5 separate regions of the Homo sapiens genome follow, and all the other regions are linked to region 1. A link is a loop called in an ENCODE intact Hi-C map of the cell type or tissue named here. Cell type or tissue: CD4-positive, alpha-beta T cell. All regions are shown on one strand. Each heading gives the region's core, and the rest is flanking DNA. Links, peaks and the distances in the headings are about the cores only.

Region 1 (6,585 bases), core at 1-4,000:
AGATTCAAGCACAGGCAGGGGGCTGCCTCCCATGTCCTGTGCACCATGATTCTGGACATTCCCTATTTTCTTTCCCACCTTCACAGGGCATTGCATAAGGATAATGTCTCGGTGAACCTATTTGTAGTGAACAAGCCCTGGCTCTTCTCTCTGCTTTGGTGTGCAGGGGTGGATTCGGTCACCACCAACGACTGCCAGCTGCTGCAGCAGATGCGTTACCCTATCTGGCTTATTGTAAGGGCTCTGGGACTGTCACCTCTCCTCTTCTCCCATCCCTGGTTTTCCTTAACCCTGTCCCTCTCTTCCTTACTTATTTCCCCTGACATTCTACCCTTGGGGCCTTTTCCTATTTTCACAGACCCCTCAAACCTACCTAATCATATGGGTCATTACCAATTGTGTTTCCACCATGCTGCTTTTGTGGACCTTCCTCCTCCAAAGGTGAGTGCTTTGTGCCTCAGCTTTCTGGGTCCTTACTTTCTCCAGGGCCCTGGTGATGAGGCTGCTTCAGACTCACATATGCTGCCCAAGGCTTGGGGTCTCTTTAGTTCCTTTGAGATTCTTAGGCCCTTCCTTATACTATCAAATTGGCTTGAATGTAGGAAAGGCAGTTGGGGGGAGCAGGTGTGGGGGCTGGAAGGGCCTGCTTGAAGCTAGCTGAACTCATAATGGGAAGCTTTTCTCCCCACAGAAGATTTGTTAAGAAGAGAGGGAAAACTGGTAAGAACTTTCTCCCCTCACCTCATGTTTCTCCTCCTGTAGCTTTCCCCTTGCTTAACTCCCTAGATGACCCACCCTCCCCCTCCTCCCCAGGCTTAGAAACAGCAGTGCTGCTGACAAGGATCAACAATTTCATGATGGAGTGAATGCCCTGCCCTGCTTCCCCACCCAAGCCAGTCTACATTGCCCAAACAGCAAGGGTTGGAGAGTGGCTTAAGTGGAATGCTTCAGGGGTGGTGGGTTGCAAGTGGGGGGAGCTTTGCCAACAGGAGGTTTTGAACCATGAGGGCCCTCTGCCCAGGTGATGGGCATTCCCTAAGCTGCTATGGAATCTGCTCCCTTTGGGGTTTTGACCTGAGATGTTTGGGAAGAGAGTGAGTAATGAGAAGTTTCTCCTCAAATGAAACTAGAACAGAGGAAGTAAAAGGGAGATTGCTCGGATAATGTCTCAGACTTGTGTGCACGTGTTCTTGCATAGAAGGCACAGGGTGTGTCGGGGTGGGATAGCTTGGAAGAGGGACTGAAGGAGATAACGAAATGGTCTTTTCCGGAGAACTGTAAGATGATAGAGACACCATCGCCACTCCACGATGTACTGTCTTCCTCGACCCTTGCAGCTTAGCTGTTTTCCTGCCTAGAGGCTAGGAGCTGAAGAGCCCGTCTAGCCGTGTAATTCTGTGCTTACAGGTGGCTTTTTGCTGTGCGCAGCCTTTTCTTCAAGGCAGGTTGGTTCCTGTATCTTGTCTTAATCTGTTACTCAACGAATGTAATCTCCATTTGGTCACAGCCTAATCTTTTCGGCCCAGGGGCTGGGGAAAGGAGGCACCTTCCATCTACGGTTGGATGGGACACGACCTTGAGGGGCCATCAGGGGGAGATGGGAGGAGGTGGGTTGGAGGTGGGAGGAGAATCACCTGCGGCAATGAAGGACTCGCGGGAGGCTCGCGGGAGGCCCGCAGGAGAGCAGCCACCTCGGGGGCGTCCGGAGGCCGGGCGCGCGGTGCAGGGTTGCACTGTAGCTCCACCTTGTGGCCGCCCCAAGAGGAGGGCCGCATCCGTCGTCGCCGTGACGTATTTGCTGAATGCCACCTGTTTTCCGTGCCGCTTGGGGACTCGTGTCCTTGACTCAGGACTCCGAGGGCAAGGTCCGATTTCCACAAGTTTTCGCTCCTCTGGGCTGCGCGCAGGGTCCAATTTCCGGCCCAGCCTTCCCTTGGAGGAGCAAGTTCCCCAATGTGTTTGCGGCTCGGGAGTCCCTGGGCTCCGCAGCTAAGGTGGCCAGTGCGGAGCTGACGGAGGATGAAGAGTCTAGTAGAAGAAGGGAGGGGCTAAGCCAAAAATGGGGACAAGAGGGGCTCTGTGGTGACCCCACAGTCTTCCGCCACACCCACATTCGACCTAGTTCGTATCTCCACACGGAGGGAAGTAGAACTAAGGAGTCGGCCAGGTAGGGAGGTCGGGTTCTCGGTTCCTCCTCTCTCGCCAGACTGGGACCTGGGGCAGCACTGGCATCCTCGGGACAAGACCCGCCCCCCACCCTCGGTTGCCGGGCAGCCGCGGGAACTACAATTCCCAGTGAGTCCCCGGCCATTTCCGGTATCTGGCTGGACGCAGGCGAGTTTGAATCCGTGTTCCCGCCCCCTTCTCCCGGGCCCACCCCTTTCCTTTCTGGCCGCCCCGCCCTCTCCGTGCGCATCCCTGCACACTCCGGCTCCGGAGGCCGGCCGCGCCCACGTACCTGACCTGCAGCTGGCGCGGTGGGCGGGGGTGCCAGCATGCGACGCACGGGGAGGCTGGAGGCGCGCGGAGAGCGAACGCCGCAATCCGGTCCTGGTCCTGGTCTTCCTGGGAGTCCACGCCGCTGTGTACCGGGCAGGTCTCTCCTACACTCTGCCTTTTCGAGCAGCATTTCCTTACTTTTCCTGGTTCCCGATCCATCCCCTCTCTTTCAGGCTGGCTACCAGCCTTAGCTCTAGGGCCCCCAGTCTGCCCGGTACTGCCGGGCTGTCACCTCTCAGCACGTACCTCCTCCCCCATCCCTACTTTTCTGTCCCTTCCCAATCGCCCAGTCTCTTCCTCCCCTCACCTCCCAACCTCACCCTGAAGACCTCCAGCAACTCCATCCCTGCAGCCCCAACCTCTCAGCTCTCACACTCTCAGCTGCGGCCCTCTAAACCCAGCGTCTGGCCCCCCAACCCAGCGCCAGCCTCTGACCCCTTTCTCCTAGCCCCTAGCCTTGGGTACGCAGCCTTGAGCCTGCCACCGGAAATCCTCACTCTCTTCCCAGGAGAACTGGACAGCTAAAGCGGTTTAACCTATAGGCCCTGGGCCCTGGGCTGGAGACTGACACTGACAAAAACTTAAGGGCGGAGGACCCGGGGGAGCTGCTCATTGGGGTTCGGATGTAGTTGCTCTTCGTTATTTTTAGCTGCTGACTCACAGCTCCTGGCATCCGGGTTTGGGGCTAGCAGGCTGGGCTAGGGGGCTATTAATAGAGCAGGAGCACAGCCCCGACCCAGTTCAGTTTGGAAACACAGAGAGCAAGAAGCGTCCCCTGCCACTATGCCCTGTGGAGATGTGGACTGAGCAGTGGCTGGGCCAGATGCTGTCTGGATGCTAGTTACCTCACCCTGGTATCTCTACCTTGGAACTCTTGAGGGAAACCCCACGAGGAGACTCCTGGGCACAGCTCTCCCCTAAGCTCGCCATGGCTTGGGGCTCTGCCACAATCAAGCTTCTGTTGTACTAGCCGAGAAGGCAGAGATGCGTCCCAAGTGGAAAGATTGTTTTGGTCATGGCCTTGGCCTGCCTGGACCCACTCCTGGGCCAGAATGCTAGGTTACTAGAAGGAAAAGCTATGGATTTCTGGTCCCCCACAGCCTTCATAAGGATGGAGTGCTTCAGCATGGTCCTAACACAGGGGGCACAGAGCTGGGGATCCCCAAACCAGACACAGAGCTCAGAAGCTGCCAGATTCTGTGCTTATCACACCCCCAACCCCGCCATTCTTTTTATTTCTTTCCATTTTGTTGAGCTCTGTCCCAACTCACAGGGATTTACAGACCTCATGATCTCTCCCTTGTCTGGAGAGAAACCGTATTCATGAAAGCCACTGCTTGTCCCCAATGAGGTATGAATGATCCTTTATATATTGTCATTCCCATTGACCTTTTTATTTTAATGGGCTAACGTAAGAGTTTCCTAATGTATACATTGGGAATCGTGAGGAAATCTTGATGGACTGATCAAAATTATTCCCACGCAAGCTCAATTTTCTAGAATTCCCATTGACTAAGGGTGCACACCCACAACAATGCTCCTCCCCTCCTTGCAAATCAGAAACTTCCACCTTCATCGACCCGAGTCTCCAGCCCCCAGATGAAACCACATTTGGGGCAAGAGTGATCGTTTCACCACGCACAATATGGAGGTCACTCAGTGAAGCTCTATTTTCAAGAATGAGCCCAGCTTATCAGACAGACAGCAGCAGACCGCGCGGTCCCAACCCCGTCTACTTGCTGAAGGAGCCGGAGTGGCGGTGGAAGGGGAGATAAATGGTCTCTCTGCTTGAAAATCCGTTCCTGAAGTCCTCCATCGCCTGGTTGCCTAGCAACCAGAGCTGCTTGCAGCGGTGTGGGGCGCTTTTGGTCCGTAGGGGGCGACTGTCTCCCTGGGGTCTCAGGCTGGAGCCCTAGCAGTTGGGAGGGAGGTTCCCTAGTTAAGTGTCACAGTGTCTCAGTGTGGCTGACCTCCTCCCAGCCTTGTCAACCCAGTCCGGTCTGAGCGGCAGGGAGCCTATGGAATGAGGAGAAGCCCACTATGAGTCTGAAGGGATTTTGCTCACAATCATTAAAAATGAAGAGAGAGAGGGTGGGAGGAAGGGAGGAAGGAACCTGTTAAAGGGGATAGGGCAAAAAAGGGGGTAAGGAAGGGGCCTGAGGAGGGTAGTTTGACCCTCTCCATTCAGTCGAGGCTTATCAATGCTTATTTTTCAATCAGAGCAGTTCAGAGGTTGAAAGGAGTCTAGCAATCTCTATTGACAAACTGTTAAGCATATAAAAGACTAGGCTCCTGGGTTACCAGCCTAGCCTAGATTTGGTCATTAAGGAAGATATTCATTCATTCATATGACCATAATTAACACTAACCCACTATGTACCACGTGGTGTGCTAAGTGTCCTACATTTAACCCTCACAAGAACACTGTGATTATTTCCTTTTCACAGATTACAATACCAAGTCTCAGAGAGGTTAAGTAATGTCCAGACTCACAAAAATAGTGACTGGATTGGGTCTGATTGAGCAATCACTGTGTGCCAAGTCTAGGAGTACAGAAAACAATACATTTCTTTTTTCTGTCTAATGAACGCCCAGTCACCCTTTGGGACAAAACTGAAAATATCATCTGCTTTGTGAAACTTTTCTTAAGTCCCCTTCCCCCCAACAAGCAGAACTGATAACTTGCTTTTCTGTACACCCTCCTGAAATACCACTTTTCACAGGTATGGTAATGATCTGCTTCCATATTTCCATTTCTTTCACTTTGAGCACCTTGGTGGCAGGGCCTGTGTTCATCTCCAATTGGACATCTAACAAACATCCCAAACTCAACATGTTCGTTTCTGAACAGCTGACCTTTTCCCCCAAAAATGACCCCTCCTAAAACTGTCCTCATCTCAGTTGATGGCAATTTCACATTTCCAGTTGTCCTGGCAAAAAATCCTTGGAACCACACCTTGTATCCAATCTGTCAGCAAATCCTGTCAGCTCTCCCTTCCAAATACACCCAGAATCCAACCACTTATCATCTCTGGTGCTACCACACTGGTCCAAGGCACAACCACCTCTCAGCTGGATCACTTCAGCAGCTGCCTGACTAGTCTCACTGCTTCCACCCTCGCCCCTGTGGCCTATTCTCTGCAAAGAAGCTATACCAATCCTGCTAAACCCAAGTCACGTCATGCCAGTTCTCTGCACGAAACCCTCCAATGGCACTCCATCTCTCTGAGAGGAAAGCCAAAATCTTTTCAGTGGTCTACAAGGTCCTACACAATCTAGTCCCTTATTCAATCTCTGATCTCGTCTCCTGGCGTTCTCCCCTCCCTTACTCTGTTAAAGCCACTTGATTCTCCTTGCTGTTCCTTGAGCAAGTCGGATGCACTCCTTACCAGGACCTTTGCACTCCTTACCAGGACCTTTGCACTGGCTTCCCCCTGCATGGCTCACTTCCTCACCTCCCTCAATTCTTTGCTGAAATGCCACGTTCTCAGTGAAGCCTACCCTGACCAACCTATTTAAGATTCCCTCTATTTTAATTTCCAGTTTACAGTAAATACAGGGTACAATAGTCCTCCTTTATCCATGGGGAATATGTTCCAAGACCCCCAGTGGATGCCTGAAACAGCAGATAGTACCAAACCCTATATATACTATATTATTCTGAAGTGATAACCAAGATGGCTACTAAGTGACTTATAGGTGGGTAGTGTATGCAGTGTGGATACACTGGACAAAGGGATGATTCACATCCTGGGCGGGATGGAGCAGGACAGCACAAGATTTCATTACATAACGGCATACTATTTAAAACTTATAAATTGTTTATTTCCGGAACTTTCCATTTAATATTTTCAGACTGCAGTTGACCATGGGTAACTGAAACTATGGCAAGTTAAAACCATGAATAAGAGGGAGAGTACTGTATAAAGGAACGAGATAAATGACACCATGAGGAAAAAGACAAATCCAAAACAATTGACTGGCACTCTTCAAAAACTCGATGTAGTTAATTTTTTAAAAAAGATGGAAGACTTCCAGTTATGGACCCAGTTAGAGTAGACACACTTCTCCCTATTCCTCACACTA
Region 2 (6,585 bases), core at 1,531-5,530, 900 kb before region 1:
CTGGGTGCTGGCAAACAGCAGGAAACAGACACATTATAAATCCACACGATAACATGACTTTATGCATTGGACAACCCATAATATCACCCACTACAGCACATTAGAGTTTTTGTCTCACTGCATGCCCAAGAGGAGGGAGCCAGGTTCTCTTGGCCTTGGGCATAGGAAAGAGAGATGAGGGATTGCAGGTCCCACACTAACCTGCTACATACAAAAGCAGAGGAGGCAATACACCCACAGTGCTATGGGAGTAAAAGGCACAATAGCTGTGCCAAGGAAGTAGCTCTACAAGCCATATGTCACCATTTCACTCCTGGACTAAGCTACCATCACCCTGCAGCTGCCTCTCTGAGCTCTCCCTCCCTCAGCCAGGCCCAGGCCCAGGCCCTGGCACTCTCTCTTCAGGTCAATCCAACTGCAGACAGCCTGTCTCTTGCAGCCTCAGCATGGGCAAGGAAGAAGCATGGCAGTGGCTCACAGCCCTGGCAGCATATCAGAATCACCTGGAGAGTTTTAGTTCTGGCCTTACCAGCAGAGAGTCTGATTTAATTAGTCCGGGGTGGGAGTCCCAGCTTCAGCATTGTTTAGAAAACTCCACAAGTGATTCTAGTGTGCAGCCAGGCTTTACAACCACCGGGTGAAGAGAAGGCTTTGGCTACATGAAGTCCTTGTTATTTGAGGATAAGTGGTGCTAGAAAAAGGCCACTTACAATGAATCCACTTGAAATGGGGACCAACATTTCACAGTAGAGCAGAAGAAAAGGGGAAAAGGATTTGGTTAGGACTTCATCTTGAGAAATAAAATTGGAAACATGGAAAATATTTTAGTTTCCATTTAAAATGTACAAAATGTATAAATGTATACATAATTACAAATATGCACTAATTCTTATAATGAACAAAGAATGAGTCAAGCACTGGGGGATAATGTAATTTTCCTGACCAAAGTACATGAGAGGATAATATTGACTTTTGCAGCACAGTCATAAGCAGAGATTTTGTTTTGTTTTTCCAAAATTAGAGAGCTTCTTCAATTATCCCAAGGACCTCTTGTAATCCTTTGAGAGTTGAATCATTCTCTTTGAAGCCTTGATCCTGTCATTACCCAGGTCAATTTTCTCTTCTGCCAGGGGTAACTGGCCTATCTCTGCCAAATCCCCATTTATTAAAGACTTTTACATGACATTAGAGAGGGTCTCCAACATCACTTTCATTGACTTCATGAAACCTTGAATCCTTTTCAAGACCTGCAGTTTCACCCAGAGATTTATTGGGATTATGCAGTGCTAACAATTAACAAGAGACTGAAAAAGACCTTAGCAAAATGGTTGTAGACAACCACTATTTGGGTGTTAAATGGGAAGAGGGGTCTATGAGGGACTCAAAATAGTGACTGCTTTATGCTATGACAACTTCGCCTTTCTACCCAACTTCATAAAGTCCCTTTTCCTTTTGGGGTTCTTAATCTGCTTATCTCTAAAATGAAGGGATAGGATTAGATGTTTTTATAAATATGAAATAAGTTAACCCAAATGAAGTAATCTACGTGAAGACATGGAGCCCAGTTGGTAGCGCAGAGGAGCAACTCCATAACTCCTGCGTTTTCTTCCCTCCAAAACATACTTAGATTCTTTTAGGTGACACTAAGGGGTGAAGTAGGGAAAAGGGAGATGGAGAAGCCCATTAGAGCAACTAGAAGGAAGTCTCAGAACTTCTGCGCCATGCCCAAGTTTCTATCCAACTGCCATTACCTCCTGTTACATTCACTGTGGCAGGTCGCAGAGAAACTAACTGCTTAGGGGTGTAGGATGGGAATCCAAAACTCATTCAGACATGAAGAAGCTCAAGAAGCTCCTGTGTTGGTTGGGGAGAAAACATATGAACAGAAATTGGTCAAAATACCTCTAGAATCTGACCATTTCTCTCACCTCCATTGTCACCACCTAGTCCAGGCCACCACCAACTCTCTCATAGACCACTGCAATGGCCTCCTAACTGGTCTCCCTGCTTCCAGTCTTGCACCCCATGCACAGTTCACTCAGAGTATCTCTTAAAAATGCAAACCAGATCATGTCTCTCCCTGGCTAACACCCTCTCCTAGTTTCCCATCTAAATCAAAATAAATTCCAGACTCCTTAGCGTGGCCCACAGTGCCCTACACGACCTGCCGATTGTCTATGTCTCCAACCTCACCTAGCATATTCCCTTCACTCTCCTACAGCCACCCTGCCTTATTTATTTTCCTCTGATAATGCTAAGCTTGTTCCTGTCTCAGGACCTTTGTACACGCCATTTCTCAGCCTGAAATGTTATTCCCCCAGACTTTTGCAATGCTCCTCATGATCAGGTCCGAGCTCAGATACCGCTTTCTCAGAAAGGTTTTTCCTGGCTACTCTAGGTATAGTAGTGCCCTTCTCACCGCAGACACTCTATCATACCACCCTGCTTTTTATATGATCTAGCACTTGTAACTATTTGGAACGATCTTGTTTATACTTTGGCTTTCTTGTTTATTGCCTGTTTCTCCATTTGAATGTAAGCTCTGAGCAGACAAGGACCTTGTCTGTCTTATTTATTATCTTCCCAGTGCCTTAGTCAATGCTCACTGAGTGAATGGATGTAGATGCAGAAGTGGTGGGTGGTTCATCTGAGCAGGAATGAGTGGTACAGGATGTGTGGAGTGGGTGGCAAGAGATGAGCTTGAAAGATAGCCTGAGGTAAAAACACAGAAGGCCGTGAAGGTCAGGCCAGGGAATGTGTGGGCTTTATATGGTGACCCATTGGGAGCCATGGAAGATGTTGAGCTTGAGAGCTGACCTGGAGTAAGATTCAGCTGGTGCCATATGCCGGATGGACTGGTAGGTGAAGTAAACGGAGGGCCTATCAACCACTCTGTGCCCGCGCTGGTACCCACTTTCCTCTAGGCCCTCCACTGTCCTGTTCCACCCCGCTCCCCGACTCTTCTGGGGCCACGGAAGAGCCCTGACTGCTGTTCCCCGACACCGGCCGCTGGGTGGCGCTGTGGCTCCTCCTACCCAGGCTGGAGGCACCAGGGAGGCGGAGGCGCAGCCGCGGAACTGGGCCTGGCGCTAGGGTCCGTGGGCGCCTGCAGAGCGGGTTCTTCCTCGTCGGTTCCTTTCTCCCACTTCGCGCGCTTCTCCCGCGTTCAGGCCCGTTCCCATCCCTAACCCGGCCCGCGGTAGCCCGCTCTCCTTCGCTTCTGACCTTCCTTCGCTTTCCGACCAGCCGGGCCAGAGGCAGGGGCCTGGGCGGGACACGGGAGGGGTTGGGGCCGAGTGTCGCCCTTCTTTTTCAGCCCGTTCAGGCCTCTAGTCTCCCTGGACCCCAACGACAGAGCTCGCGACCGCAGCCCTGAGCCGGCCGGTCCCGTCCAGCCAGGCCCGGGACTAAAGGGAGCTCAGGGCTGAAAGGGCAGCATTTTCCTGCGGAGGGACCAGAGCCATTAAGGGGCCAATTCACCGTTTATGTTAATAGTCCTGCCTTTCCTCCCGGCCCCTGGAGCAAGAAGCCAATCTTCTGGGACTCCTCCAGTGGCCCTTTCCACCCTCCTGCCATGTGTCCCAGATTACATCTGCCACCACCCCATATATATATTCTATATCCTAAACTGATCTCTCCTTCGTCACTGCTGTTGTCTGCCCAGATCTTCATTACCTCCCAACTGGCATTCCTGCCTCTAGCCTCCTGCCCTTGCAGCCCAGACACCTTCGCACAGAGCCAGGAGCCTCCTGGAGCACTGGCCTGGCATCCTGCCCCTCTAATGGTTCCCATTGTTTGGGAAAAAATCGAAAGCTGGTGTTCAAGGCCTTCCACATTCTGACCATTTTGGCCAACTCACTTCAACTCACATCCAGACTCAAAGGCATACCCCTGGTGGGCTGCCCTGAGTAGAAGAGGAATTAGAACAGGAACCGAACAGAGTGGGAGGCTCTGTAAGACTCTATACAGGGCTCCATAGCATCTATTTGAACAGCCTTAACTCATGATCACATTGTCACAAGACTAGAGAGATGCAGAGAACACAATTCCTGCCTGCCCTGGAACACTAGAGCACATCCGTATTTATTCCTTTGGCCCCTCTCTTTTTCCCCTGTTCCCAGGATCTGTCCTCTCCTGCCATCTCCTTGTTCCCTCTTCTCCTCTGTCTTGTCCCCTCATGACCCTCCTGCTGGTACAGGAGGCAGGAGGCTTTATTCTCAACGAGCACACAGCATCCTGCCACAAAGTGCTTGATGACATGCATGACCAGGCTTCTCTGTAATATCGAGTTTCACTTTCAGCACTTGGGTTGGTTTTTTGTTTTTGTTTTTCTTGAGGAACCTGCTATTCACAGATACTAAGACTGTAGGTAGCCGTTCTTGAGGAAAGGTCAGAGACTCCTATATTGATCTTAGCCTTGTTGAACCCAGAACACAAACCTGAAAATTAACATGGAAAAGCATACAGGTGAAGAGGAAAATTGCAAAGGTAGATTTATTGGCAGACAAACACTGATGGTTAATTTCAAGATGCCCTGGGCCCTTGGACTCCTGGAATCAATGCCCAGGGTCAGATATGGCTCATTTGTGGCCTAGTGGACAAAAGAGCTTGGAATGAAAGACACAGCCCTGAGAAGGCTGGGATAAGAGGAAGAGACAGTTCCTCTTCCCTGGCTCCATCTTGGGGTAACTTCCTCTGGGAAATGACAGCTTCCTGTCCCCCAAATTAGCTCTGCTGCTTAGAATACCCTTTTCCACTTGTACTGCATGTATACATACACACAGTGTCTTGCTAATCCTCACAATAACCATGCACAGTAGAAATTAATTTAGGTTTACAGATTAAAAAAACTGAGGCTTGAGGAGGCCAAAAGATCCACTCACCCAAAATAAACAAGCAAAATGCAGAGCAGAAGGCCAGGAATAGAAGCCAAGAACTCCAACTCTAAGACCAGTGCCAGCAGCTTTCCATCCATGGTTTCATGATCTGTTGAAGATCCAAAGCTAGGTCAACTGGCCCCAGCCCTGTACCCTCACCCTGTTCTCAAGAGTGATTGAAAAAGCAGGCAATGTGACTGAAGCCAGGTGAAGGGCTTTCACCTGGCTCCTGGGCCATGCTGACACCTGGCCTGGCTCTGAATGATGGCAGGGGAACTCAGTCAATGTTGAGGTTTGCAGGACCATCAGAGCAACAGCCAGCCTCATGCCAAACCCTTTCTAATGTAGAAGTCTCCACCTGGAGCTTCCAGAGCTATTTTGTTTAACTTGGCAGTGTTGATCTATTCAGTATTTAAATTTGAGTTGGGTTTCCTCTATAAGAGGTTGTATAGTGTAGTCATTAACAACATAGCTTAGGTTTGCATCCTGCCTCTGTCACTTGTTCTCTGTGACTCTGGGAAGGTTACTTAAACTCTCTGTGCTTCATCTTGCTCATCTGTAAAATGGAGATTTAAAAAATAGTACTCTACCTCATAGGGTTACTATGAGTGTTGAGTTATATCTAAAGCTCTTAGAATAGTATCTGACACATAGTAAATGCTATGTGTTTGTTATTACTATTATTATTATATACAAATTGGGGAGAATTCACATAAAACTCAAATTTCTCACTTCCCCTTAAATATTCAGAAGATCTGACAGCCCTGGATCTCCACTGTTGCCTAGAATGGAATCCGCCCTCTTCAGGTGGGATGTGCTCTTTCCTGGTCAGCCTCAGTCCTGTAAATTCCCATTTGGTCCCTGACACTGAAGCCAGGTGTCACTTGCCATTTGTCATCTTACATGCAGCTAGCTACGTGGGTTTTCATTATCTTCCTGGCCTCTAAAACCAGTCTGTCATCTCTCACCACTGCTTAAATGGTACAAGGGGCAAGGAACATCATGAAGCAGAAATTGTCAGCCAATGGGGACATCTCAAGAGATCCCTACCAGGCCAGTCAGAAACCTTTGCCTGCCTTCTCTTTAATGTCCCAGAATGGCACTTAGTCACACCAACTTGAAGGTCAAGAGAAGCAGCAAAGATGGTAAAGGGAGGCAAAATGAGGCCATGGCATTCCAGAGCATCCTCTCCTGCAGCCCCAAAGTTGGGTTTAAAATTTGGCTCAAGGACTCAATAGTAATAACAATTCTAGTAAGATACACTCACATCTCTGCCAAGTGATGTATGTACAGCATCATGAATAATAGAAACTATTAGAAAGAACTGAAATGTCATCAATTTGACACATACCTACAGTGGAATACTATGTGATCATTAAAAAGAACATGAAGAGTGGTGTGTACGATATGCTTCCATTTCTGTAGGAAGGGGAAAAGGGAAATATAAACACGCACACATGTACTTGCTTATATTTGTATTTGTATAGAATATCTCTGGAAGGATGTCTGAATATAGTGTAGACGTAAAATATCTATGGAAGGATAAGTCAAGAAATTGGTGACCAGTGCTGCCTCTGGGGAAAAGAATTGTGTAGCTGGGAGAGAAAGAAGACATGCTTTTTTTTCAATATATACCTTTGTATTTCTTTTGAATTTTACACCATGAATCTAAGTGAAAAAAAAAATCTTGTTTTAATAAATCCTGCAG
Region 3 (6,585 bases), core at 2,586-6,585, 140 kb before region 1:
TCACCCAGCCTGGAGTGCAGCGGCGCCATCTTGGCTTACTGCAACCTCCACCTCCAGGGTTCAAATGATCCTCCTGCCTCAGCCTCCCGAGTAGCTGGGACTACAGGTAGTGTCCCACCACACCTGTCTCATTTTTGTATTTTTAGTAGAGATGGGGTTGCACCTTTTTGGCCAGGCTGCTCTCGAACTCCTGGCCTCAAGCTATCCATCTGCCTTGGCCTCCCAAAGTGGTGAGATTACAGGCATGAGCCACCGCGCCCAGCCTCACACTAGAAAACTTTCAATTCCAAATGGGTATTTTAAACATGCCAGTGGCGATGGCATAGGCATGACTAGGAATCTTGTAATGGTGGATTGGTAACTAAAGATCTAGGAACATGGCAGAATGTTATTTGGGGCTGGGGTGAAGAAAAGGGAGAAGTCAGCAGTTAGCACTACTCAACTTACAAGTTGGAAACTGTGAACCAATTTCTTACTGCTGCCTCAGAAAAGAAATGCATCTAAGCCCCTTCCTTAGTTTATGTTCCAGATCAAAGAATGTGGGAAAGGAGAAGAGAGAATTATATTACTACTGTCCCCTGCAGAGAAATGCTCAAAGCTCCTAGGGGAACGGGCAGTTTCTTTCAGTGCCCCTCACTCTATGCCATTTCTTAGTTATACTGTGGTTAAAGTTCCTTGGCCTTGCTAATGTTCTGGTCAGACATCACAGGTAGTTGCGAGGAAGGTATAGTATTGCTCTGTTCCTTCCAGTGGCTCCTCTCTTTGGAAGAGCTTTTTCTTCCCTCGATAGCATTTTACATCCAATCGGTAACATTCAAAAGTCACACCAATATTTCTTCAGCATTGTGTTTTACTTTTTGGGAGAGAGGCTAGGAGGAGGAAGGGGTGAAAACAGCGTCTCACTGGAGTCTCAAAAGTGTATGAATCTTCTGGTAGTGCAAGGATGGGATAAGATGGCCAGGGAAGTCAGATGGAAAATCCCCAAGATTCTTTTTGCTACTGATTTCTATAATTAAAATATGACATATGTAAGGGACTAGTGCATGATATTCAATAAATGTCAGTTGTCTTTCCTAACTAGGTTCCTCACAGGCTAGGTTATGCCTAGATATCATCATCCTCCTTTCAGGGAATGAAGCTCACCTAGAAAACTAGGGAACTAAAAGTGCAATATGGTTTGGGTAATGCAGTTGGTTAGCTGTCTCCCCATCCTCCCAACTCACTATTCCAGGGAGGGGCTGAAAACAGAAGTGGCTCCCCTGAAGTCTAGTTAGCATGTCATGACAGAGTCCACATGAAGGGCTGTGGGCTGCAACTTTCTAGTGCACAGTCCTCTCTTTTTGGCGATGATAATCTGAAGGAAAGAAGAAGAAAAGGAGGAACAGAGCAGGTTATCTTCACGCTTGAGCTCCTGATTCCCTATCCCCAACTTGTAGGGCCTCTAGTCATCAGTATTTAAAGAGTTCTTACTTAGGGCCCTGTCAGGAAAGTGAAAAAAGAAAGTGGCACTTACTGTAGGGAAAGAAGCGCACACGCATGCTGATTTCACGAGCTGTCTTCAGGATCTCAACAGCCTGGAAGGAACACAGCAGCTTGTACAAATGAAGAGATATGACCCAAGACAGAATCATAATAGGGGGAAAGGGATTTGCCACTCCAACCTGTGTGTCACTAATAGCTGCTTCCCTCCTGTACTTTCCCAGGAGAGGTGCTTACTTTCTCTCTCTCTTTTTGTTTGTTTGTTTGTTTGTTTTGAGACAGGGTCTTGCTGCGTTGCCTGGGCTGGTCTTAAATTCCTGGGCTCAAGTGATCCTCCCGCCTCAGCCTCCTAAGTAGCTGGGATTACAGGCGTGTACCACAGTGCCCAGCAAAATGCTTTCTTATTAAGTTACAGATTAGGCTACTCCTGTCCAATCTGTCCTATTTGAGATGGCTTCTTGCAGCACCACAGCCCAAGTACTGTGCTCACCTTGCTGTGCTCAATATCTTGGAAATCCACATCATTCACAGCTAGAACTTGGTCCCCTTCCTGCAGTCCTGCTCTATGTGCATCAGAGTCAGGAATCACCTGTTGGTAAAGAGAGAATACATGTGATTGGGATGCGATAATTTCAGAAGACTGTCAGTGAAATTCGGTGCTATTCAAATGTATGGTGCTATTGTTTTTCTGTGACAATGTATGCAGACAGATGGCCTGCCAAATGAAAAGTTTTAAGTGGGAAAGGGGGTGTCTCCATTATACCCCTTCTATGAATCCAGAGTCATCCTCTCAGCCCTTGGGACATTAGGGTTCTGCAATCTGTTAATTTAACAAAGGGAAGTAACGATCCATATTGCCTACTGGGCATAAATACCTTGGAGATGAAGATGCCTAGCTGGGAGGCCTTTCCTCCTCGGATGTTAAATCCCAACTGTAAGACAAGAGCACAGAATGGGGGCTCAATGGAGACCACAAACACAAGAACAACTAGTAGCATCATCGTACAATAGCTCAGCTTGTGTGTCCCTGAGAGGAAAGTCAGAAGTTGCAGAAGTGTTATCTCAGCTTTTCTGTCCACAAGAAGGAAAGTTTCCTCACATCTGCACCTGCTTTCCAATCCATCCCCCCAACACTGCCAATTTGTGGTATGGATGAATCTAGCCTGAAATAAGGTTTCATAAGTTCACCTGAGCTCCAGGAGGCTTCTTCAGTGTGATGGTTCGGGGCAGAAACTGGGTCAACTCATTGTTGTAGTCCGGGTGGTGTACCCTCTGCAAGACACAGCAACCCCAGAAATTTTACCAGTCTTACTTCACACCTACCTTCATCTGAAACACTAATGAATTACCCTGAAGTCAGGAAAAGGAAAGGTCATAGACTTAATTTAAGTAGAACAGATAACACAGACTAAATGAGTAGATGGATAGCACTGGGGCAGCCCAGTAGCTCCCCATTTCTTCACCTTTTTTTTTTTTTTTTGAGATGGAGTTTTGCTCTTGTTGCCCAGGCTGGAGTGCAATGGCTCAATCTCAGCTCACCGCAACCTCTGCCTCCCAGGTTCAAGCAATTCTCCCGCCTCAGCCTCCCTAGTAGCTGGGATTACAGGCATGTGCCACCACGCCCGGCTAATTTTGTATTTTTAGTAGAGACGCGGTTTCTCCATGTTGGTCAGGCTGGTCTCGAACTCCCAACCTCAGGTGATCCGCCTGTTTCGGCCTCCCAAAGTGCTGGGATTACAGGCATGAGCCACCGCGCTGAACCTCTTAACAGTATGGAAATGAAGGCTCCAAATTTCCAGAATTAACCGGTGTGAACAGACCCTAGCAGGAGGCTTCCATAAAGAAGTTCCCAATGGGTCCTGTTGCTCAGAATCCAGCTTCTGGGTCCTCTGGCTACAAGTGCTAAGATTCACTCTCCGTTTCGCCTTCTAACCCTGCTATCCTACCTTTCATGCATCATCTCATGCCCACGGGGAAAAAAATCTCCTACTCAGGAATACAGATGGTTCCCACCTCATGAGGAGGAATCCATGCTGGAGGATTCTCATAGGCAGGCAAGAAAACCACCGGGTAGTCATCATAAGGAATCCGGCTGTCCATCTCGGGCAAGGCCCTGGAAGAGTGAATCAGAACAGACAAAAAGTGGTTCAAAAGGGAGAGCAGCCCAGCAAGTTTCAGACAGCAGCTCCAACCCATTCCAAGGCAGTCAGTCTACAGGCCCAGCCCATATCTAGGTGTTAAGGTTGGAGGAGAGAAGGAAGACAGAAGAAAACTCTTAACTTAGCTAAACATCTTCTGGATGCCAAGCAACCTGTCAGGTACTCTAGAAAGAGGACCTCATTTTTCACAATCCTGCAAAACAGATGTTACCGTCTCAAACCTGGAGAAGAGGAAATCAGGGTCGAGTCTAAAAAGATCTACTTTCGAAGCCCAAGGGAGTGTTAACTATCCGCAGGGACTCGGGGCAAGGCACCGCCCCACATTTCCTAGATGTGATTAGTAATGGTAGGGTCCTTAGATCGACCCTTCCTTCACCTGACCAGCCACCTCCCACGTCCCCGCCCCACATTCTGCCTGAGACCCGCACTCTCAGCCGCATAAACGCCGCACCACCTCACCAGTGGGCAGTCCACAGCGACCTCAGACTCCGCTCACTGACAATTCAGTCTGGGAACCGGAAGCGGATGCTCCGCAGGGTCGAAAAGAGGCCGGGCCAGGGTGCAACGAGCTGACCCTCCCCTTCCCACCGCGCCGGCCTGCGCGCGCCGACGTGCGCGCTCCGCCCTCGGGCAGTCCGCACTGCAATTGGTTGGCGTCTCCGGGACGGATTTGAAACTTGGCGGTTAAAGCTCCGGCTGGGACAGGGCGGCGGGAGGCCCAGGGAGAACGGGGAAGGGACATTTAGTTTGGTGAGTTACGGGGGCACACCTTAGCTCAGAACCTGTTTTTACCCAGTACCCTAGGGCTTTGGTTCTTTGTCGCCGTCCCCGTTGGAGTTTTTTCTTTGCCTTTCAGAAGCCCGTGCACTCTCTTTAGAGTGCAGGGCTGACGGGCGGTCCAGCCCTGGCCAAGTCATGGAGCGTGAATCTCCCAAGTCAGTGTTCCCGCTGAGGAGGGTCGGAACCGGGGAGGACGCCCTCCCACCCCTGCTGACCTACTAACATTCATCAGCGAGCCTTCTTTTTCCCCCTCGCAGAGACGGTGCTGAGATAGGATCATGAAGGAAGAGGTGAAGGGAATTCCCGTAAGAGTGGCGCTGCGTTGTCGCCCTCTGGTCCCCAAAGAGATTAGCGAGGGCTGCCAGATGTGCCTTTCCTTCGTGCCCGGAGAGCCTCAGGTGCGTAGCAGAGTCCAGAGCCTGTGTCTGAACAGCTGGGGCCAAATGGTAACGAGGGGTGTGGTCTTGCCTTTCATTTTTAACCTTACGCCTTGTCCCGTGCCTTCTCTAGGTGGTGGTTGGTACAGATAAATCCTTCACCTACGATTTTGTATTTGATCCCTCTACTGAACAGGAAGAAGTCTTCAATACAGCAGTAGCGCCACTCATAAAAGGTGTATTTAAAGGTAAGGCGATTTGATTCCTCGAACGTAACATATATATTCCTTGAGCATATACTATGTGCCAAGCACTGTGCTTGGGCACTGCAAATACAGGAATCGATGAATCATGATTCCTGCCTTCAAGAAGCCCTTAGCCTAATAACATTTGTCAACGTCTCTGTACCCTTGAAGCTAGTTTTATTCTGTATTTGCTTTATGTGGTTCTGTTCATCTTTGACTTGTATATGTTTGTTTATCCTGGAACTTCATTAGATTATAAACTCTGTGGTGGTTGCTGATGGTGATAAGTGTGCCAACCTACTTGAGGCCCAGGCACTGCAAAGCTTGTTGAGGGATTCAGGTGATAAATAATATAGCTTCGAGGCCCTGAAGGAGTTCAAAGTCCAGGGGATAGGAATGGAGATAGATGACTACATAAATAATTTTGAATATATAAAAATTTTTAAATTTTTTGTACCTATCTTTTAGAAGAAAAATTTTTCAAGTTAAAAATATACAACAGAGTCAGTCCTATGGAAGTAGTAGCTCTGCTCTCATACAAAGTGGTATGAAAAACAAAAGGATGGCTCTAACTCTGCTTGGGGAATTTGGGGTGAATTTCACAGAGTGGGAAAACTTTGAGATGGGTCTTGAATAATGAGTATACTTCTTTTAGGTGGAGAAGGGGAGTGCCTAAAGCCTCTGAATACTATCACCAGTTAATAATCTTTACTGGGGAAGCTAAGTCTTTAATGCTGTTGAGGACCATAGCAGGGTTCTAAAGAAGGGAGCAGTGCCTGAGAGATGTCTAATTATTATTCTAATACAGTGGTTATTCAAGATTCAAAACAGAGGTTCGTTTAAAAGAAGTAGAATCATGGCATGCTAGTGCCTTAAAGTTGAAAGAGACATTTGTATATCATCTAGTTTGTTTTTCATCCAAAGAAAAATGCGTTCTAACAATATCTGTTAGGTGAACTGCCAGTGTCTAAAATTTTTTTGACAGGGAACTCACTGACTCACAGGTAGTCCAGTTGAGATTTGGGTTTTGGACAAGTCTAATTATGTTATAAAGATCTTTATAATGAGATGAAATTTGCTTCCTGGTAATTTCTACCCAGTGATGTTAGTTCATTCCTTTAGAAGCCTTCTTCTAGGCAACAGCTATTCACATATTTTTTCACGTTTTTTTGTTTAATGATATGGCTCAAGGAACACTGAAATTTTTGTTTCAAAATTTTAAGATATTAATGCAATAATTTCAAACGTATAGAATGTTGCAAGAACAGCATAAAAAACATTTTTTCCCTGAACCATTTGAGATGAATCATTGGCCTGATAACCCCCCATACTTTAGTGTATATTTCCTACAAAAAAGGACTTTCTTCTAAGTTACCACAATACAACCATCAAAACAATAAAATTTGCACTGCTACATTACTACCATCTATTCCTGAAACCCCATTCAAGTTTCACCAATTGTCCCAGTAAATATTTTATGGCAAAAAGATCTAGTTCAAAATCACGTTTTATTTAGTTTTGCTGTCTCTTTAGTCTCCATTCTAA
Region 4 (6,585 bases), core at 1,202-5,201, 230 kb before region 1:
AAAAGAAAATATAGGGGAAAAATCTTCATGACATGAGGTTAGACAAAGAGTTCTTTCAGTTTGACACCAAAAGCACAATCTATAAAAGAAAAAAAATTAATAAGTTGGGCTTCATCAATATTAAAAGCTTTTGCTGTAAAAAGGACCCTGTTAACAAGAATGAAAAGATAGACACAGATTAGGAGAAAATGTTTGCAAATCACATATCAGACAAAAAAACTTATATCCAAAATGCATAAAGAACTACCGAAAGTCAACAGTAAGAAAACAACCCAATTGAAAAATGGGCAAAAGATTTGAATGGACACTTCACCAAAGAGGATATACAGAAAGCAGACAAGCACATGAAAAGCTGTTACGCATCACTAGCTATTGGAGAAATGCAAGTTAAAATTATGATGAGCTACCAATGCGCATATATTAGTTTTTTTTTCTTCTTTTTTTTTCTTTTCTTTTCCCCCAGTGCACATATATTAGAATGGCTTGGCCATCTTCACTACAAACTAAATTAGGAGCCTACCTATGTGAACTTCCTCTTTGATAACCCTCTCCAAGACGCCTCACTTGAACGTGACAAGAGAAATTGGAACCATCTTCTGGTGTCAAGGCCATAATACCTAAGGGAGTGTCACACATACATAAATGCTTGTTCTTCATCATTCCTTCTTCAGATACCCTTGCTTTATGTCACGGAACTCTTTTTACATGAGACTTAGCTCTTCCACATTTGGCTTCTATTTCTCCTATATCTTTAAATTCCACTTTTGTTACCGTGCACGACACTGATGACACTCGGGCTGGGTCTGGAAGCCTTGCTCTGAAAAAAACGTTCCTCGTCTCCTGCCGGGTCATATCTGCAGTTCCAATAGGTTCCACAAGGGGGATGGTGTTACCCAGGTAAGGGCTCTTAGACCGCCTTTAGGACTGGTGGATGAATGAATCAGATAAAAGGCACACAACTAATCCGTCTATGCTTTTAAAATAACATCACATTTAAATAACACTATACATGCTGACTAAATAGTAATTATCAAGTTTACTACTGAAAAGAGAAAACATTTGCTTATTTCGTTTTCAATTGGTCTACAGATATTTGTTGAACACCTACTGTGTGCCAAGCTCTCTTCTAAATACTGGGGAAACAAACAAAATTTATTTGAAACAAAATATAAAAGAAATGATACACTTAGGCTAACTTTAATTAGTGATTATTCTTATTTAACTTTATCTGAATTTCCTTCTGAAGCTTAACTGGCAAATTTACTCTCCTCTTTGATGAAGGGCATAGATAGCAAGGCTTTTTCTCCATGGCAGGCTTCCCATAAAACTCCTCCCACCACGCTTTCCTGTCTAATTTGAATGCTTACAACAACTATCTCGACCAGTGCTTATGAGGGCAATTCAGCCTATTACAAAGGTTTCTTCTACTCCATAACATGACTTTTTAAAGCACTGTCCACTCAGCCTTTTTCCTGCTATTTTCATTTATGTCCAAAATGCAAGAGACAAAGAACTGGTAGGTAACTCCCGAGTTTCTTCTTCCCTGAAACTTTTATCTGCTATGACATGGTACCTGGTCAAAGAAGTCATTCCCTTAGCTAAGTCTTTTTTTATTCACCATATGTATACTTAGCCCCTCTTTCTCATGAATGCAGATTTTTTAAATGGAATTCATTCGCACTGCTGTAACATGTATCGTGTTTGCAGTTACAGCCTGCTATGGCCATTTGCTAACACAGACTTCCCCTTCTGAACCTTTGTGATACTTTTGAATGGAACAAAATGAACACAGTAAAGTGTTTTTTGTTGTTGTTGTTTTGTTTTTTGTTTTTTTGGTTTTTTAGAGATACTGTCTTGCTTTGTTGCCCAGGCTGGTCTCAAACTCCTAGGTTCAAGCTGTCCTCTCACTTTGGCCTCCCAAATTGCTAAGATTATAGGAGTGAGCCACCGCACCTGGCCTAGTAGGGCAGTTTTGTTGTTGTTGTTGTTGTTTGTTTTGTTTTGTTTTGTTTTTTCAAGACGGAGTCTTGCTCTGTTGCCCAGGCTGGAGTGCAATGGCACGATCTCAGCTCACTGCAACCTCCACCTCCTGGGTTCAAGCGATTCTCCTGCCTCCACCTCCCGAGTAGCACTCCAATCATGTGCCACCATGCCCGGCTAATTTTTTGTATCTTTAGTAGAGATGGGGTTTCACCGTGTTAGCCAGGATGGTCTCGATCTCCTGACCTCGTGATCTGCCTGCCTCGGCCTCCCAAAGTGGAGTGGTTTTTAATCCGTGTTTACTTTTCAGCATCAAACAGCCTGTACACTGCGGGTAACCTCCCTGCTGGAATATGCAGACTTATCAGTTCAGCACAGGAAAGAGGGTCAAGCTTTTAGAAAGAATTTCCAGAGGTCCCAGAATGGGGATTCAGCTACCAGCCCAATGTGCTCTTCTTCCCATTCACCAAGCCGTGCTGTCCTTTGACCTCAACTTCATGGTTCTGCTCTTTCTTCAATTGAGAGTTTGGCCATCAAGGAGACCCAGATCCAGGGGCTTCAGAGGCCTGCCTAGACCACAGCAGAGACAAATGGAGGGCGAGGGGTTGGGGAAGAGGGGAGAAGGAGAGAAGAGTCCCACATCAGCCTAGCCCTGCTCCTGTAGTGTAGAGCAGAGGCCGGGGTTATGAGAAGTATACTAAAACTTGAAGGGAACTGAAAGGCTTGAACCCTTTGTGTCTCCCCAGGAGCTATTCCCATTCTCCTTATACCCTACTTTCTGTTATTCAGTAAGTTCTGGCCCTTGGCTGTGCTCTCCTTAGCCTGGCTCACCTATGATTGGAACACCCACAGTCAAGGTAAGAGACAGGGGCACAATGGTGGTCCTGTTTGGGCCAAGAATGGAAGGACAGGGAGAGGGAGGTGGAGGGAGAGGGGGAGAACCAAGGGTAGGGGAGAGGGGAAGGAAGGGGAGGGAGAAGGGAGAGCAAAGCTCAGCAGGGACAGAGGTCTCTACCAGGTAGCTCAGGAAGAATTATGAGGTTGAGGTCTCTGGGCAGGTGCCCCCAGCTTCAGACTATTTTCCTGTCACCTTTCTGGTCGGCTCTAGAGGAGCAGGGGCTTCCTATGTCTTGGGGATTGGATTCAGGGACAGTACTTACAGTTCTGAGGTGTCAGAAGGAGGCCCCTCACGTGACCTGAGGACTGCAGGCAGAACTCTCCTCCTCTGGGAGAGGTAGAGGGACTGCAATGCCCTGTGTACTCTTCCCTTCCCTTCTGTACCCACAGGTGGCAGGCGTTCAGCTTGGGTACGAAACTGGACCCTATGGAAGTATTTCCGAAATTACTTCCCAGTAAAGGTGACCACTCTTCCTCGGGGTGCCCTCAGTCCCTGTTGCCCAGACCCTTGCTCCCTACTCAGCTCCATGTTTTCAGAGGCTTTGGTGGTCAGCAGCGAAGGTCAAGGCCCCGAGTCATAATGCAAAGCAAGGGCCCAAGATGGATGGGCAGGTGGGGAAACAGGTGGATGGCAGCCTTTCCTTCACTGGCAAACCCAGGTCAGCCTCTCTGACCATCGTGAGCCCTGGCAATCCTATGACAATGATGACAACCTAGTGAACAGGGATTTGGGGCTCCCAGAGGGAAACATAGGCTACCTGCTGGGATTTTAGTCCACACGTGGTTTCTTCCTTCTTTGTAGCCAATGCTCTGACTCAATTTCCCTCTAACAGCTGGTGAAGACTCATGATCTTTCTCCCAAACACAACTACATCATTGCCAATCACCCCCATGGCATTCTCTCTTTTGGTGTCTTCATCAACTTTGCCACTGAGGCCACTGGCATTGCTCGGATTTTCCCATCCATCACTCCCTTTGTAGGGACCTTAGAAAGGATATTTTGGATCCCAATTGTGCGAGAATATGTGATGTCAATGGGTGAGTATAAGAAATAATTAATTCTATTTTTTTACCTACTTCAAAGGTGCAACCCCAATAAGTCCTGACAATCACTACCTGCTTGAAGAGTACATGATAGAAAATAAGTCCAGGACACCCTGGGCCCGTAACAGGAGTATGTGGCTAAGCATTAGTTTCTGTCCAAGATCTAGGGAGCAGGGTTTGATTGGGCAGCAGGGGAAATTATAGGCATTCATAGGAGTCACCAGGACTTTTTTCAGAGGGAGAACCAGAAGGCTGGAATTCAGGACCAATGCCAAAGTGCAAATCGAGGATGAAAGCCAAGAATTAAACACAAATCCAGGGAAAAGCAGGTGTGAATGGGATAGCTCAGGCGAACTTCACCAGGCTCTCTCTAGGATGTCAGCTGGCCTCTTTGGGCCGGTCATTTGTACACCATGGTGTCTTAAAAACATTTTGAAGTCTATCATACTAGCTAAAACCCTCCTGGTCCATGACTTTTATCTCCCTGGAACCCCTTCACACTTGCATAAAATACTAAGGGATAAAGGATAGGAGTTCATCAGAGTATCCAGAACAACTTCCCCATGCTCAGCTTCAAGTCAGGGCACTGTGACAAATGTCTCTCTCTCTGGACAAATAGTCATCCTTCTGGACACCAGAAAACAACTGAAGCCAAACATCCAAAGGTAAGATACATTTCTGTGGAGGGGCCAGGTGGGACCACTAGAGTCCCAGAGGATGCTTCTACTCTGCTCTGAGGTTAGCATGGCCCTGGAGCAGGAATACTTCTCAATGGCTAGAGTCTGGAGGCAATTTCTGCCATCACAGTAGACAATAGAAGGTGAGCGCAGGGCAAAGATGGGAGACAGAAGTGAGAAAGGCTAGATGATTGTTGTTAAACAACAGGGTGTCATTCACATTCCATTATTCATCTACGTTTCAGTTTGGCTTGGTCAGGCTCAGGGGTCTGCCTACTCTCCAGAAACCCCAGCCATTGGCTTCCCTTTGGCAGGTTACTCTTAGGGAGGAAGCAGGTTGGTGGTGGCTAGTCTCGATTACCCCTGGAGGAGAGAACTCTGGAGGATCTCCAGTGTTGTCAGGCTGGGCAGAGTGGAAGATGGCTGTGCTTCATGGGTAGAGAGGGATGAGGTGGGCTTAGATACTATTGATCTGAAATGCAGTAGGCTATGGATGGTAGGAGGCAGAGGAGCTCAGTATAGACCCAACTGCAGAAGCACAGACCCCCAAGGCAAACAGCTGACCCTAAGGACCAATCTTAGGCTAGGGCAGTCATAACCCGGGACACGAAGGTCAGAGACAGAAAGGTGGAAACAGCAATAGTCAGAAAACAGAAGAACTGTCTCCAAAAGGAAGAGCCTGGGAAAACCCCTTACCCCATCCTCAGGAATGAAGTTTTTCTACCACTTGACTCTTTGGTTTCACAGGTGTGTGCCCTGTGAGTAGCTCAGCCTTGAAGTACTTGCTGACCCAGAAAGGCTCAGGCAATGCCGTGGTTATTGTGGTGGGTGGAGCTGCTGAAGCTCTCTTGTGCCGACCAGGAGCCTCCACTCTCTTCCTCAAGCAGCGTAAAGGTTTTGTGAAGATGGCACTGCAAACAGGGTGGGTTCCAAGGTTCTAGTGCTCTGTTGTCAGGGTGCCATAGGCCCTCTGTAGCCCTCTCCAGAATGGTGCCCTCCCTGGGCACCTGTTAGAGGGCCCCCATCTTCACTCTAATTCCTTCTGTCTACCCCCTCACATTGTGCCTTAGGGATGTTTGGGCCTCCAGATACATTTCAGTGGGCACTTTTCTTACTTGAAGTTGGAGAAAGAACAGCAGAAGAAAACCTTTTACTTTCTGCCCATTGGCCTGGTAGGCTGGAGGTCTGGGAAAGCGGGGCTTCACTCTATATCAACCTGTTAACTGAGAGGCCCTAAGAATCTACCAACTGCAAGGGAGGCACTAGCTTTGATACCGTGAGGATCAAAAAGATAAGACATGACCCCAAAGAGCATACAATCTGGTTTGAGAAATAGACCTTATTCATTCAGCAGTTACGGAACACCCACTGTATATCAGGCATAGTACTAGGCATTTAGGATATAAAAGTAAATAAGACCTGGTCCTTGCAAACTCACAGTCCAATATGGAAGAAGACAGACCCATGCACATATAATTACCAAATACCTGCAGAATCCAACCACTTACTACCTAGGCTACCACCCCTTGGTTTACTACCACCATCTCTCCCCTTGGTTGATTACAACACTTCTAACTGCTCTTCCTGTATCTATTCCCACCTCCCCCACCCCAAGAGTCTATTCCCAGCTTCAGCCAGGATGATCCTGTTAAACATGAGTCAGATCATGTCACTTCTCAAAATAATCCAATGGCTCCCATGTCACTCAGAGTAAAAGCCAAAGTCTTTATAGGGGCTTGCAAGACGCGGAATAATCTGGTCTATAGCTGCCTCTCTGTCCTCATCACTCACTTCTCTTCCCACTCTCTCACTCCATCATAGCTATACCGGCCTCTTTGCGGTCCCTCAAGCAGGCCACCCGCTCCTGCTTTAGAGTCTTTGCTTTAGCGGTTCCCTTGGAACACTATTCCTCCAAATGACTGCTTGGCTCATTCCTTTATCTCCTTCAAGTCTTTGCTCAAATGTCTCTTCTCAATACAGTTATCTG
Region 5 (4,000 bases), core at 1-4,000, 100 kb before region 1:
TAAGTAATAGCAAAAGAATGAATGTGAGGTGAGGAGAGGGGAGGTTGGGGAGCCCTTGTGGATAACTTTCATCTCTATAAAGTATTTGGTGAAATCATCTACCAATAGAAAGTGAAGATAGGTTTATATTCTTAAAAATGATGAGTCTGTATAATAGCTGCCATGGTGAATTAGATTAGTTAGATTAGAAGGTTAGTAAAGTAGGAATGAGGAAGAAAAGATGATCAATTGACCAAGGGTTCAGCTAAGGTTAGGTAGCATGTTTATAGTGGATCTCATCTGTTTGGTTATGCTGTTTCTTCAGTATTGTAGCCTACAAATAAACATACACGCACACAGTTGGTTTAACCTATGGTTGAGAATTGACATGGTGAGAATGGTAGAAGATCATATGTCCAGTGAGTTCTTAGGAAAACGTAATTGAAATTTTCAACCATAGGGTTCAGAGTAAGAGTTGAAGGTCCAGAAGAGGCTGATCTACTGACAGTATTAGAAAGTGTCAGTAAATTGGTAGTCCAAAAAAAGGGTGAAGAACAGGATCCAAAGAAATGGAAGGATAGTAGGATGCAGTCAGGAATTTCGAGTTCAGGATCTCATAAATATAATTGTTTCATGTTCAAAAGATGGCTATATAAAAGGTAGAGTAGAGCTAACAATAATGATACCATTTGTGCTGCTATAACAAAATACCTTAGACTGGGTAATTTAGAAACAATATAAATTTATTTCTTACAGTTCTGGAGACTGAGAAGTCCAGGGTCATGGTGCCAGTAGAATCAATGACTGGTGAGGACAGACATCCTGGCAGCCTCACATGGCAGATGGGGAAAAGGGATAAACGGTGTGTCCCCACATGGCAGAAGGGGCAGAAGGGCAAAAGCAACTAGCTAATTCTCTCCAGTCCTCTTATCAGGCACCAATCCCATCCATGAAGGTAGACATTTCATGGCCTAATGATCTCCTAAACGTCCCACCTCCTAATACTATTGCATTGGGGGCTAAGTTTCAAACGTGAATTTTGGAGGAGACGCAAACATTTAAACTATAGCATGATTTATTTATCATTTAACTTTGCTTCATATATAGTATCTTAATTAATTCCCTACCACAACCCAATAAGGTAGGTAGATTTGCCTCATTTTATAAAGGAACTTAACCCAAGATCATATAACTAGTCAGTGACAGAGCCAGGATTGTAAGCTGTCTATTTTAACACCAACTATGCACTTAACCATTATACTATATAGCTTTTCCACAGTAAGCCTAATAATGGGAAGTTAATTGCTTCAGCAGAACTTCAGAGGTTATTACAGTGTTTAAGAAGTAAACCTCAGAATTAACCAAAGTGGAAAATAATCTTTATCTTTTTTAAAGCTACAGTAGGAAAGGTATTTCACTATGGTATAATGAAAAGAGCATAGGACTTGACTAAAATCTTGAGATAGAATCTCAGGCCTACCATTTACTAGCTGTTTGACCTTAGGCAGGTCATTTAACCTCTGAGCTTCTTTCTTTATCTGTAAAATGAGAATGATAATAAAAATAATGATGATGATATGGTAAAAAAAAACCTGTTCATCCAATTTCACAGCATTAATTTAAAGATTATCATAATGGATATAAAAAGTAAATAACTATACAGATGGTTGTCATGGTGATAGTTATTTATCTATCTGCTTTGTTTCCATGGGAAAGGGCAAGAAGTGCCAGTGGACTCAATCATACATATCCAACATTTGGACCTTTGTCCTTTACTTAAAGAGGCACTCCAAAAAGTGAACAAGATTAAGAAGTTTTCTCAAGATTGATGACTCGATATTTTTATGGGGTCTTTATTTCTTTTCTCTTTCTCAGAAGAAACATAGGTATATGTTGGATGCATTACCAAGCAATTTAAATTTCATTTCCTGCTATTAGGTATTAATATTAACCGAGGCCTCCTATGCTTGGGAAATGTAATCAGTGCTCTTGGAGATGACAAAAAGGGTGGCTTTGTGCCCTACAGAGATTCCAAGTTGACTCGACTGCTTCAAGGTAAGCCCAAAGTGCCTCCAAAAATAAGAGAGTAACTCAAAATGATAGTGCTGAGACAGCAAAGATGAAATAGGTAAAAAGCCAGCTATTTGGACTATGACATACACAGTTGTCTAATTGATAAATACGAGAGAGTGCTGTTGGCAAGCAGGTTTCTAAGATAATGGAAAAATATCTTCATATATGACATTGAGAGCCAAGAAATCTGTAGTGCACCAACTGTACTTTGTACTTTACACCTGAAAGTGAATTTGGTTACTGTTTCTTTAATTATTAGTGCGGCTAAGCAGAATTCCCTGGAGAGTTAAAATCCACCTAGAGGGGGCATCCTAAGAATGTTTAATTCCACTAGTGGCTCCTAACTTACTTAGGCCAGGCCCCAGTTGTTTTAACCTGATTAACTGCTGAAATCACAATCCCTTTTGAGAAAGGGGACACATGCAATAGGATTTAAATGTATATTACATCAGAAATCTTAGATATGTATACATTTCCTATTATTTCAATATAAAAAACACTAAGAACTTTTTCTTATAGCTCTGAATTTTAAGTCACCAACCCGAATGGACGGCTTTGCTTATATCCTACTTGTTTGATTTCATTTCCTTTCGTTATTCTTTATTGTTCTTTTTCAGATTCTCTAGGAGGTAATAGCCATACTCTTATGATAGCCTGTGTGAGTCCTGCTGACTCCAATCTAGAGGAAACATTAAATACCCTTCGCTATGCTGACAGAGCAAGAAAAATCAAGAACAAACCTATTGTTAATATTGATCCCCAGACAGCTGAACTTAATCATCTAAAGCAACAGGTATAAGGGACTTAAAGTTTGATGGGAAAAATTACAAGTATGTGAGTGGAATGATAGAGCTTCTGTTTTCAGTTTCTTCTTTATCAGAAGTTTAGAGATGTTGGTTAGGCATTATGTTTGTTCGGGGACCTCTTAAAATAACTCCTATTAACGTGTTTGCTGTCCATTTAAGATTGGGGGTAGCATTGGAAAGTTCACTGATGAAGAAGTGAGCAGTGAGAGATGAGATGAGAGGTGTAGACAGGGGCTAAATTCTGAAGTTCCTTATATGACTTGTTAAAGAATTTGGAATTCAACCTGAAAGCTATGAAGAGCCATTGAAGAGTTTTAAGTAGGAGGGTGATATGATAAAATGTGTGTTTTGGCGAGATCATTCTAGCAGGTATAGAGAAAATAGATTAGAAGTGGGCATGACTAGAAGAAGGAAAATAAATCACTGCACAAAACAAAGAGAGTTCTAGAGAGAAGAAACATAGGTAGCAAAGTACAGTTGATTCTCGAACAATAGGAGTTTGGTCCAACAAAACACAGATCAAAAATACAGTATTTGCAGGATGAGAAACCCATGTGTAGACTTTTTATACATGTGGATTCTGCAGGGCTGACCGCAGGACTGGACTATGCATCTACATTTTTGTATACGCACAGGGTCCTGGAACCAATCCCCTGCATATACATAGGAACAGCTGTATAGTGGCCAGGAGCACTGACACTGCAATTAGCCCACCCATGTTCAAATCTTAGCTCTATAACTCACTGGCTATGTACCTTGGGCAAGTTCTCTGTGCCTTGGTATCCCTATCTGTACAGTAGAAATAATAATAATACCTTCTTCTTAGGGTTTTTGTGAGGGTTAAATGAGTTAATACATGTAAAGCACTTAGAACAGTACTTGGCTTATAGCAAGTGTTGGAAGGGTCTGAGATAGGACAGAAGTATAGTGCATTTGAAGAACTCAAAGAATGCCAGTGTGGCTAGAGTGTAGAAAGCAAGGAAAGAGTACAGGCTTACCTTAGGGATGTTGCAGGCTTGGTTCCAGACCACCACAGTAAAGCAAATATCGCAATAAAGTGAGTCACACAATTTTTTTTGTTTTCCAGTGCATAGAAAGTTATATTTACACTATACTGTAGTATATTAAATGTGCAATACCAT

The links. A loop is a pair of places that touch in the nucleus more often than their neighbours do. Peaks named below come from ENCODE experiments on the same cell type or tissue, not always from the same donor. Only the 100,000 strongest peaks of a DNase experiment are listed, where the experiment ranks them.
Region 2: it touches region 1 in a loop (6-fold over the local background); 3 of 110 quality-filtered maps call a loop at or near these places.
Region 3: it touches region 1 in a loop (3-fold over the local background); 26 of 110 quality-filtered maps call a loop at or near these places.
Region 4: a loop joins it to region 1, with 10 times the contacts of the local background. A loop is called at or near these places in 25 of 110 quality-filtered maps.
Region 5: a loop joins it to region 1, with 23 times the contacts of the local background. A loop is called at or near these places in 7 of 110 quality-filtered maps.

The regions. Positions count from the first base shown.
Region 1 is chrX:70,432,221-70,438,805 of GRCh38, forward strand. GDPD2 (glycerophosphodiester phosphodiesterase domain containing 2) reads left to right here. Exons shown (of 16, transcript NM_017711.4): 13 at 87-234; 14 at 359-441; 15 at 692-720; 16 at 814-1,161. The coding sequence ends at 866. LOC105373244 (a long non-coding RNA gene) reads right to left here and starts at 3,073. Exons shown (of 3, transcript NR_171576.1): 1 at 2,459-3,073; 2 at 1,635-2,028. RefSeq lists enhancers at 2,022-2,131, 2,992-3,091, 3,112-3,191, 3,179-3,679 and a silencer at 2,282-2,531. In CD4-positive, alpha-beta T cell, for the core only: a CTCF peak has its summit at 1,763 (motif pointing left); DNase peaks (open chromatin) are centred at 1,761, 2,361 and 3,121; H3K4me3 peaks cover 1,718 bases; H3K27ac peaks cover 470 bases.
Region 2 is chrX:69,535,401-69,541,985 of GRCh38, forward strand. No RefSeq gene overlaps it. Among named protein-coding and RNA genes, the nearest start is that of NALF2, 34 kb to the left of the region's middle. In CD4-positive, alpha-beta T cell, for the core only: CTCF peaks have their summits at 3,037 (motif pointing right) and 3,240; a DNase peak (open chromatin) is centred at 3,041; H3K4me3 peaks cover 532 bases.
Region 3 is chrX:70,285,763-70,292,347 of GRCh38, forward strand. PDZD11 (PDZ domain containing 11) reads right to left here and starts at 4,165. Exons shown (of 7, transcript NM_016484.5): 1 at 4,098-4,165; 2 at 3,493-3,592; 3 at 2,668-2,751; 4 at 2,355-2,411; 5 at 1,970-2,068; 6 at 1,514-1,574; 7 at 833-1,354. The coding sequence starts at 3,579. The coding sequence ends at 1,320. KIF4A (kinesin family member 4A) reads left to right here and starts at 4,342. Exons shown (of 31, transcript NM_012310.5): 1 at 4,342-4,388; 2 at 4,676-4,816; 3 at 4,929-5,043. The coding sequence starts at 4,697. RefSeq lists a silencer at 4,143-4,322. In CD4-positive, alpha-beta T cell, for the core only: no CTCF peak of the experiment used is centred there; a DNase peak (open chromatin) is centred at 4,229; H3K4me3 peaks cover 1,833 bases; H3K27ac peaks cover 597 bases.
Region 4 is chrX:70,196,545-70,203,129 of GRCh38, forward strand. It overlaps DGAT2L6 (diacylglycerol O-acyltransferase 2 like 6), which reads left to right. Exons shown (of 7, transcript NM_198512.3): 2 at 2,727-2,837; 3 at 3,268-3,338; 4 at 3,711-3,915; 5 at 5,346-5,520. Among named protein-coding and RNA genes, the nearest start is that of DGAT2L6, 22 kb to the left of the region's middle. In CD4-positive, alpha-beta T cell, for the core only: no CTCF peak of the experiment used is centred there; no DNase peak of the experiment used is centred there.
Region 5 is chrX:70,327,488-70,331,487 of GRCh38, forward strand. KIF4A (kinesin family member 4A) reads left to right here. Exons shown (of 31, transcript NM_012310.5): 8 at 1,918-2,034; 9 at 2,670-2,845. Among named protein-coding and RNA genes, the nearest start is that of KIF4A, 39 kb to the left of the region's middle. In CD4-positive, alpha-beta T cell, for the core only: no CTCF peak of the experiment used is centred there; no DNase peak of the experiment used is centred there.